Regions from separate parts of the Homo sapiens genome. Here region 1 is linked to region 2. A link is an interaction called in ENCODE POLR2A ChIA-PET data of the cell type or tissue named here. Cell type or tissue: MCF 10A. All regions are shown on one strand. Links, peaks and the distances in the headings refer to the core of each region. The heading gives the core; the rest is flanking DNA. Region 1 overlaps LOC105374042 (a long non-coding RNA gene). Region 2 overlaps LOC105374041 (a long non-coding RNA gene).

Region 1 (2,817 bases), core at 36-2,535, 60 kb after region 2:
TGCCTCCATGTGTGTGTTTTTGAGGTCTCAAAATATGCAAAAATAATTAAATAAAAATTAGAATTATATTTTCAAAGCTTTCTTTCTAGATAAGATGGAGTAGTTTGCAGGAGGTTAATATTTCTATTGAGAATAACTGTATAAACTGAATTAATTACACAAGAATTTACTTCAAGGCATTGGGCAACTGAAAAGCCAAGAAGAATTAGAGGGAGTAAAATACAGAGAGGAGGGAGTCTTACAGAGGTGAGCTGAGAGTCAGCGGTAACAACCTGGGGTTACTTTTGTCAGTACTCTGTGGGTTGGAAGTTGAGAATCGGGAAACAGATAAACCTTTGGAGTTTCCTGGAATTTTGCAGCCCTAGAGTGAGTGGAGTGACAAATGGAAGACTTTGTAGAGCTTCAGACACATGCCAATTTCTCCCTTAACATCTTGCTGAACTGCAAATCTGCACATGGTGGGAAGTTAAAAGGTAAATCAAAACCTCAGGAAGTCAGAGTGGAACTCTTCCAGACCTAAGATTCTTAGAAGATAAAAATCTCTAGGAAGGAGCACTAGAGATTAAAAGCTCTAAAAAATAGTGTTGAATTCATGCAGTGAAAAGCTGCCAACACCTTTTTTCTGAGGATACTTGTTGATACATGTAAGAATCCAGCTTTGACCTTAAGTAGAACTCTGCTGCTGAGCAACAAAGAAATCAAAAGAGCATTTGGTGATTTCTTGGGCTACAGTAACAAAACTGAAGACTTGAAGAAACTCACACATAGAGTCACCTTCCCCCTCAAAACATTTACCGAATTCTGATTTCGTGCAGAGAAAAAAAACCAAAGAGCTAAGTTCAATCTCTCAACAGCTCAGAAAAAATTCTCGTAGTCTGTTAGGGCTAAGGAGACAAATATGCATTAGTCTCACAATTGAAAGCTCTAGAGGTTCATGCTTTAAAAAGAGTGATAAACCAATTAGAAAATATTTTGAACAGAATTACAATGAAGATATGACATATCAAAACTTGTGATATATAGCTGAAGAAGTGAACAAAGGAAAATGTGTTGCCTTGGATCCACACATTAGAAGAAAAAGGCAGAAAATTGATGATCAGAGCTTCCATGTCAAGATACTAGTAAATCAGCAGGAAATCCAAACTACAGAAAGTAGAAGAAAGAACATAAAAAAGACAAGAGCAAAACTCAATAAAATAAAAGATAAAATAACAACATTCCAGTGGGTATTTACTAGTAAAATTTATACACCCCAGGTGAGCTTAACCAAAAGAAAAAAGAAAGAAAATACAATTTACCAATATTGTGATAAATAGGGAAACCCTACCACAAATCCTACAGACATTAAGAAAAACAATATTTTTACCAATTACATGAAAATTACTTTGAAAATTGGCATAAAATGTAACTTATCAAAATAGACAGAAGAAAAAATTAAAAAACAGAGAAGTGAGATATCTATTAATGATATTGAATCCATTATTAAAAATCATCCAGATGAAATACCAAGGCTCTTGTATCTTCACTGGTGAATACTTCCAAATACTTGAAGGGAGAAAAATTATCAATATTGTAATATTCTTCAAAGGGGGAAAAACACATACCAGCAATTTTTATTTTTATTTTTCTTTCACAGCTGGCTATGTGATTCAAATAGTCAACTTTTTAAAATCTGTGTATCTGTATGTCTGTGTATTTATGCTATATGTACATGATGTTTCACTACCAAAATAGATAAAAGAGTTCTATAACTGGCTTAGAGAAAGTAAGTGCTTAAATCAAATATTTTATCAGGAAAATAAAAACTTTAACTCATATGCATTTTGGTTTACGTGACTTTAATAATCTTTAGTAAATAAAGACAGTTTTTAAATTATTGGTATAATAAAACATGTGTCTTCAAAATTTAATTTAGACATTTGGTCTGAATAAGGAAGGTCAGATACTGTCTCTGCTAGATATAAAACTTTGCTTGTCTAATACTTTTGATACTTGCTTAACTTGCCTATGAACGTGTCTTTAGATTTAAGCCTGTAGGGTCATTTCAAGGCCCAGCCTCAGACATTGTTCATTGTCTTGGACTCTGCATCTAGTACATAACTAAAATTGGTTACTTACTAGGTTTTTCATCAAAAATAAAAATAAGTGTTACTAAGAGTTAACATTGTAATTAATGGCTGTAATTAAAACTATTAGATATAAGAGAAACAATTCTATACACAAAGTATATAAGAAAAAGAGAACGTGTTTTTATTAAAAGAGTTATAAAAAGACATGGAAATGTACTTTTTTAAAAAAGAAAAAAGTAATTTTGTCTATTTTAGAGGTTTGTAAAAACTATATTAAATGGAGTGTTTAAAAATAATAGATAAGGCCTGGCGCGGTGGCTCACGCCTATAATCCCAGCACTTTGGGAGGCCGAGGCAGGCGGATCATGAGGTCGGGAGATCGAGACCATCCTGGCTAACACAGTGAAACCCCGTCTCTACTAAAAATACAAAAAATTAGCTGGGTGCAGTGGCGGGCGCCTGTAGTCCCCGCTACTCGGGAGGCTGAGGCAGGATAATGACTTGAACCCGGGAGGCGGAGCTTGCCGTGAGCTGAGATCACACCACTGCACTCCGGCCTGGGTGAAAGAGTGAGACCCAGTCTCGAAAAAAAAAAAAAAAAAGATAAAACAATGGATAAAGAAAGTTGAAAAAAAGAAAATACAAAAGAATTATAAAAGGCTTATAAAAATATTACCTCATGAGGTAAGTTTGGATGGATTTGTTTATAAGATTTTATTTAAAATTATCTTTTGCAATAATAACATTT
Region 2 (2,817 bases), core at 313-2,812:
AATTCCTTTGTAGAGTTGGGGAAAGGGAGATATTTTAGCAAGGGTCAGTCCTGGCTACTATTCTGGGACAGTAATAAATTAGTTTTCTTTTTCTTTTGTTCATTTAGGAACTACAGTACTGTTATGTCAGTAACATACATCACAGTCGTACGTCTCCAGGCTTCTTATCTTCCTTTGAACCTGACCTGGCTACTGTTTGGTGGATTATAGAGGAAAAGCTGTAATGGGAAAGTAGGTTGGGTGAAGGGATGAGAAAAAGGAAAGCATCGTGGAGCACATTAGCAGGCTTTCTCCATGAAGAAGCAGGTATGTGCCCAGTGGAGACTCACAAGACGGGAATTATAGACCTTTTTTCTCTCTTCTTTTCACTTCCTACATGCTTTTTTTCCCTCCCTACCTTTTCCATTTGCTCTCCACTCCTTAAAGGAGACGTATACCTCAATGCCCTGGGATGTGGAGGGGTTGGAGGCAGCAAAATGTTAGTGCCACTGTGTACCAGTCTACCCTGGACTCTTGACATGCCAGCAGAAATGTGTACTTTCCATCAGAACCAAGGCACCATGCAAACCTTGTCAGAAATTCACAGAGAACCAACTGGGTATGGTGGCTCACGCCTGTAATCCCAGCACTTTGGGAAGCTGAGGTGAGTGGATCACGAGGTCAGGAGATCGAGACCGTCCTGGCTAACAGGGTGAAACCCCGTCTCTACTAAAAATAGAAAAAATTAGCCGGGCCTGGTGGCAGGCGCCTGTAGTCCCAGCTACTGGGGAGGCTGAGGCAGAATGGCATGAACCAGGGAGGCGGAGCTTGCAGTGAGCCAAGATAGCACCACTGCACTCCAGCCTGGGAAACAGAGACAGACTACGTCTCAAAAAAAAAAAAAAATTCACAGAGGACCAAAAAAGCATGCTGTGGACAGATTTGCTACCTGTCTATGCTGACACACCCTTTAAAAACATTCCACCTAGAGTCCCGATAAGTAATAGTCAGACCATATACTCTGACTTTTAGTTGTGATCAAAGACCTGAAGAGTTTTCCTGGTGGCACAATGAGTGTTCAAAAGACTAAAAAAGGAGTATATGGTGTAAATAATGTGTAAGTAAATGCTATCATTTCCACGCTGGACTAGCATTACTAGGAGAATAGATGAGTCAATCAGAGAGGAGAGGCAGAATGTCTTCATGGAAGAGAAGTAACCTCACTAGTTATACCACGGTGATTAAGGGATTTCTTTCTCCAAACACCATTGGGCTCTGCTAGCTGCCAGATTCTTGCAGCCCCTGACAGAGTGAAAGGCCCAAAGCATGGGTAGTGGCAATTTATTCCTAGACCTAGGGACCTAATCTTTAGAAGCAGAAAATAGAATTGTCCTTAAGGGTGGGAATACAATATGGGAGGGAACAGACATATATTTAGGGCCTATGCCAAGCACAAGATCGGGAACAGAAGTGGGCGTTACAGAGTACGTTCATCAGCTGCTTGTTCAAGAGGTGGCCTAGCTGTTGTTTCAGTGTCTTAAACAGTCAAGCATGTTTAGTCATGCCTGCGGGTTCTTTTGCAATCCAGTTTCCTCAGAAACTGACAAGGCTTCTATACTATTTTCCTCCCAGTGAGTTCTGTTTCCAGGACATACACAATATTCTTAGATATACTTCTTACGTATAGTTTTCAAGCCTGTCTTACTTTTTTGCTTCCCCACCTCTACGCCTCGCTCTCAGTTTAATTGCAGCTAATTTGAAGGCTAGTAGGCTCAAGCAAGAAGATATTGCATCTCATTTTTTTTCTCCTCAAATAAGAAATTCAAGTCTGAAGAAAGTTAGAAAATGTTTTCAAAGTTACAAAATTAATAATTGGCAAAGTTATCAGGTGCAGCGGCTCACGCCTGTAATCCCAGCACTTTGGGAGGCTGGGCTGAGGCGGGTGGATCACCTGAGATCAGGAGTTCATATTGGCCTGGCCAATATGGTGAAACTCTGTCTACTAAAAATACAAAAATTAGCCTGGCGTGGTGGCAGGCACCTATAATCCCAGCTACTCGGGAGGAGGAGACAGGAGAATCACTTGAACCCAGGAGGCAGAGGTTGCAGTGAGTGGAGATTGCACCATCGCACTCCAGCCTGGGCAACAAGAGTGAAACTCCATCTCAAAAAAAACAAACAAAAAAATTGGCAGAGTTGAGATTCTATCTTGCATTCCTCAGACTTAGAAACCTGTGCTGTTTTTCTTTCATTAAGCCCAGTAGAGAATTCTCAGCATTTCTGACAGTTTGGAAGACAGGTACTTAATGGACTATAGCCTCCTCGGCAATGTCTGGGAGACCTGTGATATAAAGTGGAGTCTGGACATTAAAAAAAGAGAGAAAAGGAGAAGAGAAGGTAGAAAAGAAAAGTGTACCATAGAGACAAAGAAAAGAAGTAAATGCATATGTTCCAGTAGAGTGGCCTTGGGCCTCAGTGGAGTTCAAGCAAAGGTGTCCATTCTTGGAATATCCTGCTAAGACTGTGGTCTCTTAATCATGTCTAATTTTACTACCACATTTTAAAATATGGTAAAGAATATCTTAGTTCATTTTGTGTTGCTATAAAGGAATGCCTGAAGTTGGGTAGTTTAGGAAGGAAAAAAGGTTTATTTGGCTCACAATTCTGATTGCTGGAAAATTCATGATTGGGCACCCACATGTGGTGAGGGCCTTAGGCTGCCTCCACTCATGACAGAAAGTGAAGGGGTGATGATGTGTGCAGAGATCACATAGCGACAGAGGAAGCAAGAGAAGGGGGCAGATTCCAGGCTCATTTTAACAACTAGCTCTCTCAGAA

What was found. ChIA-PET counts read pairs that join two places held together with the same protein. Peaks named below come from ENCODE experiments on the same cell type or tissue, not always from the same donor. Only the 100,000 strongest peaks of a DNase experiment are listed, where the experiment ranks them.
Region 1: POLR2A ChIA-PET joins it to region 2 with 11 read pairs; 4 of 35 experiments call an interaction of 5 or more read pairs at or near these places.

The regions. Positions count from the first base shown.
Region 1 is chr3:112,317,532-112,320,348 of GRCh38, reverse strand. The region is part of intron 1 of LOC105374042 (a long non-coding RNA gene); the gene reads right to left. Among named protein-coding and RNA genes, the nearest start is that of CD200, 14 kb to the left of the region's middle. In MCF 10A, for the core only: no CTCF peak of the experiment used is centred there; no DNase peak of the experiment used is centred there.
Region 2 is chr3:112,377,892-112,380,708 of GRCh38, reverse strand. It overlaps LOC105374041 (a long non-coding RNA gene), which reads left to right. Exons shown (of 4, transcript XR_924334.3): 3 at 108-306. Among named protein-coding and RNA genes, the nearest start is that of CD200, 46 kb to the right of the region's middle. In MCF 10A, for the core only: no CTCF peak of the experiment used is centred there; DNase peaks (open chromatin) are centred at 1,518 and 2,138.